Linked DNA regions of Homo sapiens: region 1 is linked to region 2. Evidence: chromatin contacts called from ENCODE Hi-C or POLR2A ChIA-PET data. All regions are on one chromosome and are shown on one strand. Each heading gives the region's core, a stretch centred on a gene start or an enhancer-like site at or near the end of the contact. The rest is flanking DNA. Distances are from core to core; before and after follow the strand shown.

Region 1 (6,601 bases), core at 829-3,328, 62 kb after region 2:
GGAACATCTTGTCATGCCAGAAAGCAAAGAAGCTGTCAATGAGAATTAGGGTTATGTCAAAAGGATTCAGGAGCCAAGGTCCAGGGGCCTCCACTGGTCAAAGGTGAAATAATTTGAGCATCAAATTATAACTCCAGCAGACTGATCAATACCAAGTATGTTTAAATCCATGAGTGCAGGCCAGGTGCAGTGGCCCACACCTGTAATCTCAATACTTTGCAAGGCCAAGGAAGGGGTAGCACCTTAGCCTGGCAGTTTGAGGCTGCAGTGAACTACAATTGCACCACTGCATTCCAGCCTGGGTGACAGAGCAAGACTCTGTCTCAAAAAAACCAATAAAAGCAAAAAGCTATGAATGCATTGATTTCTACAGACTTGACTGCCTTTACAGGAAGCAAAAAGTAACTAGCTCATTATTCTGAAAACAGGCAAATAAAGAGGAGGATCAAGCATTTTCTTGCCTTCCCTGTATGAACTATATCTAAGGGTAACCTAAGTTAATGAAGGGAAATTTCTTACAATATTCCAACTACTAAATGATGAAGCATTTACAGAACTAACGAAAGAAGCAGATCTAGGCTTCTAAAATCATATGAAGAGAAACAGGGCATGTCACAATCTATAATGTGTTCTTGCCAAAATGTGAAATATGAATCTGATTACACCACTAAACACTTCTACATTTTTAGATAATACAGAAGGCAGGGAAATATGTTAAATCACGCCATGGGTATGCAAACAGAAAATGCAGAATGATTAGCTGGGCATGGTGGCACATGCCTGTAATCCCAGCTACTTGGGAGGCTGAGGCAGGAGAATCGCTTGAACCCGGGACAGGGAGGTTGCGGTGAGCTGAGACTGTGCCACTGCACTCCAGCCTGGGCAACAGAGCGAGACTCCAGCTCAAAAAAAAAAAAAACAACAGAAAATGCAGAATGTAAAAAACTCTCCAGGATAAATGATCGAGTTTTTTAAAATGAATAAATCTCAAGAAGAAAAGGATAAGTACTACAGATTATAAGCCTTAAGAGACAAAGCAACAAATTATATTATATTGAAAAATTAGGTGGGTTCTTAAAATTCACTGGATATTTTGACATTAAGGAACTGTTTTGTTTTGAGACAGGGTCTTGCTCTGTCTCCCAGGCTGGAGTGCAATGGCACAATCAGGGCTCACTGCAACCTCAACCTCTTGGGGTCAAGTGATGCCCAGCCTCAGCCTCCTGAATAGCTGGGACCACAGGCATGCACCACCCATGCCCAGTTAATATTTGTTTGTAGATGAGGTCTCACTATGTTGCTCAGGCTGGTCTCGAACTCCTCTCAAGCAATCCCACCTTGGCCTCCCAAAGTGGTGGGATCACAGGTGTAAGCCACCACACCCAGCCGCCCTTACCTTTTACAGGTACACACTGAAATGGTTATAAACAACACTTGGGATACACTTCGAAACTTCAGTGGGGGAGGAAGACGGGGAGGAAGGAGTGGACAGAGATGAAACAAGATTGATTATGAGTTTATAATAAAGTCAAATGATAAATACATAAGGATTTATTTATATAGGTTTGAAATTATCTATTATAAAAAAATTTCTAAAGAATAGAAAAATACAGAAAACAAAATATTTCTTAACATTTGAATAGATATGAAAAATCAGACTACCACAATCCCATGGGAAAAACCCCCTACTTAGAGGCTTTTCTGAGACACTGTCCTAAGCTCTTGGCCCCACAGGAGATAGGGAAGAGGCCAGATAGGAAAGTCAGCAAGGCCCAGCTCCTTCTGAAGCTTAAGATATGCCAACTTGCTGAAACCCAGAGGAATGCTGGCTGTGTATGACAAAAGAGCATCTGTGATTCAGGTAATGACAAGCAGCCCCCCGAGGCCTCCCCAGTCCCCACCTGCCTTTGGAAAACCACCCTCTGGGGAAGGCCACACTCAGGCCAGAAGCCTCCCACTGAGTCTGCCTGGCTGTCAGCCCTGCCTAGCTGCTCTGATAATTACGGGGGAAAAAAAGCTGATTTTGCATGTGGACCTCAGTATTACAGAGGAGCAGCAGCAGCCCCGTGTGGACATCTCAGATACATTTACGACCCAGTCAGTGCAGCCTCGTGGGCACAGCTAATGAGCCAGGAAGACCAAGGAGCGTCATTTGCTAAGCCAAAATTAGACACCATGCTGCCTAACAAGAACAGGTGATAAAACCACGTTTCAAAGTGGGCTGAGTAATACAGCTTTGTGTTAGTCATTACCATTTACCTTATTTACAATGGAAAATGAAAAAAAAAAATCTCAGTAAAAGAATCTGGTATTAAGAGGCATCAGAAGACAAACCACATTTTGCAATTATAGGACACTATCAACAAAGGACAAACTCACTCACTCAGCCAGGGTTCAAAGGCACAGCACAATGACACAGCAGTCAGTCCACGCTAGTTATGCAGCTTCCAGAACTTTAAACAGAAATGAAACCCTTAAGTGATGGCACAATAAGGAAGCTTCAACAGTTTACAAATATTGCATCTTCTCATTTTTAAAGAAATGTATTTTTTTTTAATGCCTACAAATATCTTTATTTTTCCTGACTTGGCACTCATGCAAAACAGGTCGCTACCAGCTCATCATCCCCAGTGGGTGTCCAGGACCCCTAGTGCCTTGGATGACAAGGGTCTGGAGGGCAGAGACCATTTAGTAACAAGAGGTAGGTGACAAATGCATTTCAGGGCAAGATGCTGACAAAGCAATGAATACAGGCCCAGAGGATTTGCAGGAATATCCACGGGTTCTGAAGATCAGGTACATCCACGAGACATAAGCTCTACGAGGTCAACAGCTTCTCCCCCTATTTTATTCATGGATGTGTCTCAAGCACCCAGAAGAGTTCCTGACATGTTTGTTACAGGGCCTCAATAAATACTTGGGAAATGGGTCCAATGAGAATGGGGTGAAATTAATTTTATGAACTATAAAGTGCCATCAAATATAGGGCATTAATACTAGAGTTCATCTTTCAGACTCATTTTAATTATAACAGTTCTTTCTAGAGAACTGTTTTTTAAAATACTCTGATGTTTATTCAGTGATCAATAGCAAAATACTAACTTCCTAATAGTTGGTGTGTTGACAGTTGTTATAGTGCAAGGAATAATGGACGGGGAAGTTTTACAGATGAGGATAGAATGTTATAGCCTGACACAGATGAGGCTCCAAATAATGTAAAATTCACACAGTTGCCTGGGAGCAGATCCCAGCTGGGGAGGGAAGATCCAGCACGGGGCAGGAGGGCAGGAGTGGTCATGGGAAGATGTTCTCACGGGCACACAGCACAGATACCCTGAGAATGCCTCGGGTCATGGGCTGTCGCATGCATCCCCAACGCACAACCCCCAGAGGCATCACGTCTAGTCTCTCATTCACCACGGCATTCCCACGGCCAGGTGCTCAGAGGATGTTCAATAAATGTTTGTTCAATGGAAAAGAGAGGGGGTGGGGGAAGAGTCTGAGCTATGACCCTGCAGGCAAGACAGAGCCCTCAGGAAGATGAGGTCCCAGCTACCAACACGTGTCAAGGTTTTGCCTTTACTCCCAGCTTTGTTCGGCAGGGGGACACAGACAGTCCACTGAAGGAGAAAATCTCAGCCTGAACTGAACCGCAGGAGACTGCTTCCCTCAAACATTGGAAGAAAAATTGTTTAGCACCACTTGGGTAAGAGATGGAAGCAGCTATGCTCTCTGGAAGCTCTAAGTAAGCCAGGCCTTGCCTTTCCCGCGTTGGCGAATGGGTGGGAAGGCGATGGGACCAGTGCTTTCCTGCAGCCATCACCTTGCACCCCGCAAGGCCCTGCAGTGAGAAAGATGAATGATGGTGCTGCCTGCCACCTGCTATGCTCACTGCACCAGCGGCTCCTGGCGGTGCTGGGTCTTCTGGTGCCGGTTGAGGATGGACCTCTGGTTGAAGCTTCGCCCGCAGGCAGGACAGTGGTAGGGCTTCTCCCCTGTATGGATTCTCTGGTGTCGGACCAGCCGCTCCCCTTTGCTGAACCGCTTCCCGCACACCTGGCACCCATATGGCTTCTCGCCAGTGTGGGCACGCCGGTGCACCGCCAGATTGGCATTCCTGCTGAAGCTCTTGCCACACTCGCAGGTGTAGGGCTTCTCCCCGGTGTGCGTCCTCCGGTGCACCTGCAGGTGCTGCCTGCGGCTGAAGCTCTTCCAGCAGTCCCCGCACTTGTAGGGCTTCTCCCCAGTGTGGCTGCGCTGGTGCACCTCCAGGTGGTGTCTCTGGCTGAAGGTTTTCCAGCACTCGCTGCACACGTAGGGCCTCTTTCCCAGGTGGGTTCTCTGGTGCTTCATCAGGTATTCTCTCAGGGTAAAGCCCTTCCCACACTCCACACAGCCATAAGACTTCTCTTCGTGGGTTCGCTGGTGCCTGACGAGATTGGAGCTCCGACTGAATCCTTTCCCACACTCAGGGCACTGGAAAGGCTTCCAGAAGGAGCTGTGGGTTTTGACTTCGTCAGGCAGGGGGATGGCACCGTGCTGGGGAGGAGGAAGCCCAGGCGCACTGCCTGCAGGGCCACCAGGCTCCTGCTCACAGACCCTTCCGAGCCCAGGGCCCTGGAGAGAGGCTTCCCCAAACCTCTCTGATGTCAGTGCCACCAGCGCCCCTTTCAGGTCTTCCTGTGGGGGTTTTGCCTCCTTTTCCTTGCTCCCACCGCCTACAGGACAGGAGGAGATAAAGATTGATTCTGTGGTAGCCGCAGGACATTTACATGTTAGAACTCTGCTTCACAGGGGTCCCATTCATGGTTCCTTCTCTTTTTTCCTTTGACCAACAACCTCAACTCAGGCTTTCCTTACTTCTTTTTCCTTATTTCCACCTCCATGTCTTTTTACAGAATAGTCTGCCAAATTCCAGTGCCCGCCCACTTATCTTGCTGCTAATCTAGACCTTTACTTCTTACAAAATGTAGCTCAATAATTTCCTCTAAGACACTCACCACGATTATTCTCTTACTCTGGGCCTCTTCAGCACTGTGCACCTAACTAGCACTTTATTATTCTGTACCTATTTACATGTGACTTTGTTGGAAATGCTGTTTCCATTCATCCAGATGTCCTGCGCCTTCCCCAAACGATTCTACACCTGCTGTAGCACAGGGCAGCACACAGCTCTCCAGACCTTCCAGGTGCCTGCTCAGTCCCCTGTCCTGCCCACATGCTCCCTCTGCCTAACCAGGTTCATTCATCTGGGTCTCCTAGGAGCCTGGCAGGGGACTGACTCAGGGAAGATGCTTGCTAACTGCTGGCTGAATGAATGAAGCAGGCTTCACTGAGGCTCCTGCAGGAGAACGCCCCTAGGTAGCATATTTATCAGGACTGAGACCATGACGCTGCTGAAATGCTCAGCTTCACCCTTCCTTCATCCTCACTCTGATCCTTCTTATATTCTCTCTAAATTAACGGAACAGGTGTTTATGGAAGAGTAACAGAAAGGGGAGGAGAAAAAAAGAAAAGAAAAGGTATTGGGGAACAAAGAGGCAAAGAGAAAAAAAGAAAAGGAGAAATAAGTGGTGCTTAAAGCGGAAGAGTCCTTTTAGGCAAGATGACTAGAAGACAAAAAAAACCTGACAGTATATGCCTCCTGGTTTGATAAAATATGAAATACATACTTATCAGCTTGGATTTTGTTTTGTAAACTTTTCATGAAAATAAAAGTGTACAAGCCATTTATGTTTTGTACACGCAAAGATTTTATTTTTATTTTTTTGGATCCAGCGCTGGCTAAAAAATGTCACGTTACCCTTTTTTTCCTTTTTGTGGAGATGGGGGCCTCACTATGTTGCCCAGGCTGGTCTCGAATTCCTGGGCTCAAGTGACCCTCCTGCCTCTGCCTCACTGAGTGCTGGGATTACAGGTGTGCGTCACCACACACTATGCAAAGAATTTTCTTAACGAACCCAACCACGTAAACAGCATTCAGTTCAACAAACAGAACATAACCAGTCCCTAGAAGCCCCTTTTACATCTCCTCCATCACTATACCCTGCATATATATACTATACATATACAGTATATACATATACAGCATATACATGTATACAGTATATACAATATACATATACAGCATATACGAGATATACGTATACAGCATATACGATATACGTATACAGCATATACGAGATATACGTATACAGCATATACGAGATATACGTATACAGCATATACATGATATACGTATATAGTATACATATATACTATACCAACGGGAACACATTGTCTGGACTTTTTTGCCTGTTCTTGAACTTCAGGTAATTGTCTCACACATTGTTTCTGGCTTCTTCTACTCAATATCATGTTTGTGACGTTCACCTATATCATGGTGTGAAGCTGTAGTTTATTCTTTTTCATTGGTATACAGTATTCCACTGAGTATATGTATGTGTGTGTGTGTATGTATATATAGATAGATATACAGATACAGATAGACTGCAACCTACTTATTAATTTGACTGTTGTTCATTTGGGTAGTTTTCAGTTTTGAGGTGTTATGAATAGTAAGATTAAAACTAAATGCAATGCACAAACCACAACTAGATCT
Region 2 (5,947 bases), core at 1,463-3,962:
AAAAAAAAAAAGTCACCCTTTCTGCCTAGGATGAGAATCCCCAAATCAGGGAAGAGTCCACTTACTAAATAGACATAAGGAAATGAAGTGCCCTGGAAGAATTCCTTCCTGAACCTCTGAGGAGCACTCACGTTTGAGGACATTTATCAAGTATTCATTCCAGGATTGGGACCATAAAGACTTCTGCTGCTTTCGACTAATCATTGTGACTTTTTGGTGTCTCATGGTGGAGACGGGAAAGGACTTGATGTACAAATATAATCATTGCTGTCAGAGTTACTGTTATCATTTATTGCCTTAATGTTACCTCCTTCTCTTGAGCATTCCAGTTCCTCAGTCAGTGACTTACCAGCCCCCATATCTATAAAGTCACAATCCCTGAGACCTGATTTCTGATTCAGTTTGTAGATATGGAGCCCATTCACATGGACTTTTTAAGAAGCTTGGCATTCCAGGGCCCACACCTCTGCTTTTTTTGGGAACTACTTTGTCCTACCATCAGGTGAGTGTTTTTGAGCTCACTCTTTGGCTTCTTATGATTGGAGAGAGCAGCTTAGTTCCATCAGTAAAACTGCTTCTCCTCAGGAGGAAGGTCTGAGGTTTTACACTTTCAGAAACAGTGTATAGGCATCATCCAGAGCATGGCAAGGTTTACCCCGGGACTCTCTTGCTAACTCTCAGGAACCTCAGGTTTGCCTCAGTTGAACAGTCCAAATCTCAGGTATATCGGCAACCTGATGTTCAGAACTTGATGTGCAGACTTTGTGAGCACCATAAAGAACATTTTTCTTTTGCCCCATGTAGGTTCCCAGGAAGGTACAGTCATATTTAGTTAGTATTAAGAGTAGGAAAAGGAGCCCCCATTTGTGGCTTGCTATCTGTGTACATGAGAGTCAAACTTTCCTCTCTATAGCAAGAGCTCAGGAGTAGCCTTTTTCCCCTACCTCCTGGACAGCTTTGAAACTCACTTTATTAGGGAGCTCAAGTATTTACCATTGGGTCATTCGCACTTGCTTGAATCCTCTCCAAAAAATGCTAAATCCCCTGAAGGTATTTCCATGGCTCTACCCCAGCTCTTACTCCCCATGACATCTTTTGCAGCTTTGGGAGTCAGAGCAAAGGTGTTCTGCTTTACTTCTTTTATTTCAAAGGCTGCACCTTATGGGTGAGTCTGAGCAGGGAGTGGATATAACTGAGATGAGATAGTGGTTATCTATCAAACTCAGATATTTAAGCATAAAATGAATTTGTGGTTTTTTTTTTAAACAAAGGCAGAATCATATGCAAAATCACTAGAAAGGTGATAATTTGATGAAATTATTAAATATTTAATTTTGCTGAATAAAATGTCATATGTGCCACATGGACTGTGAACTTTGGTCGAGCCTTTGTGCCTAACCTGGTCTGATGCTCTGTCTAGGGCCTGGCCTCTGGATGGAAAATTATGAGCTTATCTCCACAGGGCCAGCAGCAGCAGTAGTCAGCTCTGTGGCTTAGATCATCTTTCCCGCATACCTGAGGCTTGTTTCCCTGATTCCAATTCTTCCAAGTGAGGGTTTTGTTGTCTAATTACTGCCCAGGAATTTCATATTTTTCCCTTTGCAAAAGCAATAATTTCCCCGCCACCTTTTCTAGGTCAGTTCTTTAGTAGATGTACCCCCCAAGATAAACATTCCTGGGATCTTTGTTTGCACAGGTAAAACATCAACCCTGAAATGTAGAAAACAGGAAAGTTTGTTTTTCAGTTTCAGTGAAAACGCTGAGCAAGTGTTGTAATTTGCTGTGTCCAATGTGTAGAGGGGACATTTTCTCAGAACTTCCATGTTAAGCTGGAAAACTGGAAAGTGAGTCCACTTTGTCATTCTGTCACTCACTCCTTTTCTCACTCAACAACATGCCTCAGACTTATCTAAATCTGCTAGACTAAAAGAGGTCCCTGATGTCTGTAACTTCCTAATTCTGCTAGAATTCTAGAGCGAGCTGATGAAATAAATGAAAAGGATGATGAACAGAGATAAAAGACTGTGCATTCCCTTCTGACACTCACTCTCTTTCCCTCAGCCTCAGTTTCCCCATGTGCCCCTGGAGGTGATCATTCAAGGATTTATGAGATTTTAGAGACAATACATGAAAAAGCAAAAAGGCATCAGAAAGACAAGGAGTTACCTAGTTTACACACAATGATAAGTCATTCAGTATCTACAGCACTTTGAGAAAATTCAAGAGTGATTTTAAATTTCCCATTTCAAATACCTCCTCTGTTTTCTCTCCTTTCCCTTATGATGTCTCCAAATAAGATTCCTCTAACTGCCAGCAAGTCTGATTTCATTGGATTCAACTGTTTTCAGCCCCAATTAGACGCAGGGTTAAGTATATTTGAAATATTAATCAAGGGAAGCATTTCCAAGATGGCCGAATAGGAACAGCTCTAGTCTGCAGCTCCCAGCAAGATTGAGGCAGAAGATAGGTGACTTCTGCATTTCCAACTGAGTCTTAGCAACAGGCAGACCAGGAGATACCCTCCCGTGCCTCGATCGGCAGGTGCCACACCCACGGAGACTTGCTCACTGCTAGTGCAGCAGTCTGAGATCCACCTGATATGCTGCAGCTTGATAGAGGAGGGGTATCAGCCATTGCTGAGGCTTGAGTAGCTTACTGTGTAAACAAAGAGGCCTGGAAGCACGAAGTGGGTGGAGCCCACCGCAGCTCAGCAAGGCCTACTGCCTCTGTAGATTCCACTTCTGGGGGCAGGGCAGAGTAGAACAAAACACAGGAGACAGACAGCCTCTGCAGACTTAAACGTCCCTGTCTGACAGCTCTGAAGAGAGCAGTGGTTCTCTCAGCACGGTATTCGAGCTCTGAGAACGGATAGACTGCCTCCTCAAATGTGTTCCTGACCCCCCTGTAGCCTGACTGGGAACCACTTTCCAGTAGAGGCCGACAGACACTTCAAACATGCGGGTGCCCCTCTGGGATGAAGCTTCCAGAGGAAGGATGAGGCAGAAATATTTGCTGTTCTGCAGCCTCTGCAGGTAATACCCAGGCAAACAGGGTCTGAAGAGGACCTCCAGCAAACTCCAAAAGACCTGCAGCTGAGGAGTCTGACTGTTAGAAGAAAAACTAACAGACAGAAATAGCATCAACATCAACAAAAAGGACATCCACACCAAAACCCCATTTGTAGGTCACCAACATCAGAGACCAAAGATAGATAAAACCATAAAGATGGGAAGAAACCAGAGCAAAACAGCTGAAAATTCCAAAAAACAGAGCATCTCTTCTCCTCCGAAAGATCACAGCTCCTCACCAGCAAGGGAACAAAACTGGACAGAGAATGAGTTTGATGAGTTGACAGAAGTAGTCTTCAGAAGGTCGGTATTAGCAAACTTATCCGAGCTAAAGGAGCATGTTCTAACCCATCACAAGATAGCTAACAACCTTGGAAAAAGGTTACATGAATGGCTAACTAAAATAAACAGTGTCAAGAAGACCTTAAATGACCTGACAGCTCAAAACCATGGTACAAGAACTTCGTGATGCATGCACAAGCTTCAATAGCCGATTCGATCAACTGTAAGAAAGGATATCAGTGATCAAAGATCAAACTAATGAAATAAAGCAAGAAGACAAGATTAGAGAAAAAAAAGTGAAAAGAAATGAACAAAGCCTCCAAGAAATATGGGACTATGTGAAAAGACCAAATCTACATTTGACAGGTGTATCAGAAAGGGACAGGGAGAATGGAACCAAGTCAGAAAACACTCTTCAGGATATTATCCAAGAGAACTTCCCCAAACTAGCAAAGCAGGCCAACATTCAAATTCAGGAAATACAGAGAACACCACAAAGATACTCCTCAAAAAGAGCAACCCCAAGACACATAATTATCAGATTCACCAAGGTTGAAATGAAGGAAAAAATGTTAAGGGCAGCCAGAGAGAAAGGTCGGCTTCCCCACAAAGGGAAGTCCACCAGACTAACAGCAGATCTCTCAGCAGAAACCCTACAAAACAGAAGAGATTGGGGGTCAATATTCAACATACTTAGGGAAAAGAATTTTCAACCCAAAATTTCTTATCCAGCCAAACTAAGCTTCATAAGTGAAGGAGAAATAAAATACTTTACAGACAAGCAAATGCTGAGAGATTTTGTCACCACCAGGCCTGCCTTACAAGAGCTCCTGAAGGAAGCACTAAACATGGAAAGAAAGAACTGCTACCAGACACTGCAAAAACATGCCAAATGGTAAAGACCATCGATGCTATGAAGAAACTGCATCAATTAATGGGCAAAATAACCAGCTAACATCATAATTGCAGGATCAAATTCACACATATCAATATTAACCTTAAATGTAAATGGGCTAAATGCCCCAATTAAAAGACACAGACTGATGAACTGGATAAAGAGTGAAGACCCATTGGTGTGCTGTGTTCAGGAGACCCACCTCACATGCAAAGACACACATAGGCTCAAAATAAGAGGATGGAGGAAGATCTACTAAGCAAACAGAAAGCAAAAAAAAGCAGGGGTTGCAATCCTATTCTCTGATAAAATAGACTTTAAACCAACAAAGATCAAAAAAGACAAAGAAGGCCACTACATAATGATAAAGGGATCAATTCAACAAGAAGAGCTAACTATCCTAAATATATATGCACCCAATACAGGAGCACCCAGATTCATAAAGCAGTCCTTAGAGACCTATAAAGAGACTTAGACTCCACACAATAATAATGAGAGGCTTTAACACCCCATTGTCAATATTAGACAGATCAATGAGACAGAAGGTTTATTTTATTTTATTATTATTTAAGTTTTAGGGTACATGTGCACAATGTGCAGGTTTGTTACATATGTATACATGTGCCATGTTGGTGTGCCACACCCATTAACTCGTCATTTAGCATTAGGTATATCTCCTAATGCTATCCCTACCCCCTCCCCCTACCCCACAACAGTCCCCGGAGTGTGATGTTCCCCTTCCTGTGTCCATGTGTTCTCATTGTTCAATTCCAACCTTTGAGTGAGTACATGCGGTGTTTGGTTTTTTGTCCTTGCGATAGTTTGCTGAGAATGATGGTTTCCACCTTCATCCATGTCCCTACAAAGGACATGAACTCTTCATTTTTTATGGCTGCATAGTATTCCATGGTGTATATGTGCCACATTTTCTTAATCCAGTCTATCGTTGTTGGACATTTGGGTTGGTTCCAAGTCTTTGCTATTGTGAATAGTGCCACAATAAACATAAGTGTGCATGTGTCTTTATAGCAGCATGATTTATAATCCTTTGGGTATATACCCAGTAATGTGATGGCTGGGTCAAATGGTATTCCTAGTTCTAGATCCCTGAGGAATCGCCACACTGACTTCCACAATGGTTGAACTAGTTTACAGTCACACCAACAGTGTAAAAGTGTTCCTATTTCTCCACATCCTCTCCAGCACCTGTTGTTTTCTGACTTTTTAATGATCACCATTCTAACTGGTGTGAGATGGTATCTCATTGTGGTTTTGATTTGCATTTCTCTGATGGCCAGTGATGATGAGCATTTTTTCATGTGTCTGTTGGGTGCATAAATGTCTTCTTTTGAGAAGTGTCTGTTCATATCCTTCACCCACTTGTTGATGGGGTTGTTTTTTTCTTGTAAATTTGTTTGAGATCATTGTAGATTCTGGATATTAGCCCTTTGTCAGATGAGTAGGTTGCAAAAATTTTCTCCCATTCTGTAGGTTGCCTGTTCACTCTGATGGTAGTTTCTTTTGCTGTGCAGAAGCTCTTTAGTTTCATTAGATCCCATTTGTCAATTTTGGCTTTTGTTGCCATTGCTTTTGGTGTTTTAGACATGAAGTCCTTGCCCATGCCTCTGTACTGAATGGTATTGCCTAGGTTTTCTTCTAAGGTTTTTATGGTTTTAGGTCTAACATGTAAGTCTTTAATCCA

What was found. A loop is a pair of places that touch in the nucleus more often than their neighbours do. ChIA-PET counts read pairs that join two places held with the same protein, here RNA polymerase II (POLR2A).
Region 1: a loop to region 2 is called in a map of HepG2, with 4 times the contacts of the local background. The contact joins two enhancer-like sites. A Hi-C loop is called at or near these places in 1 of 168 maps with a recorded cell type or tissue (HepG2). POLR2A ChIA-PET finds 5 or more read pairs at or near these places in 6 of 52 experiments (CD4-positive, alpha-beta T cell, CD8-positive, alpha-beta T cell, HepG2 and 3 more).

What each region holds. Positions count from the first base shown.
Region 1 is chr7:99,627,308-99,633,908 of GRCh38, reverse strand. It overlaps ZSCAN25 (zinc finger and SCAN domain containing 25), which reads right to left. Exons shown (of 8, transcript NM_145115.3): 8 at 1,501-4,718. The coding sequence ends at 3,889. Among named protein-coding and RNA genes, the nearest start is that of ZSCAN25, 14 kb to the right of the region's middle. RefSeq lists an enhancer at 3,426-4,072. Within about 2 kb of position 2,078, at least 4 of the 41 ENCODE cell types and tissues checked have a DNase peak (open chromatin) inside an H3K27ac peak, as active enhancers do.
Region 2 is chr7:99,690,301-99,696,247 of GRCh38, reverse strand. CYP3A7-CYP3A51P (CYP3A7-CYP3A51P readthrough) reads left to right here. Exons shown (of 15, transcript NM_001256497.3): 14 at 402-502. It also overlaps a transcript of ZSCAN25 not described here and the pseudogene CYP3A51P. Among named protein-coding and RNA genes, the nearest start is that of CYP3A5, 13 kb to the right of the region's middle. Within about 2 kb of position 2,712, at least 5 of the 41 ENCODE cell types and tissues checked have a DNase peak (open chromatin) inside an H3K27ac peak, as active enhancers do.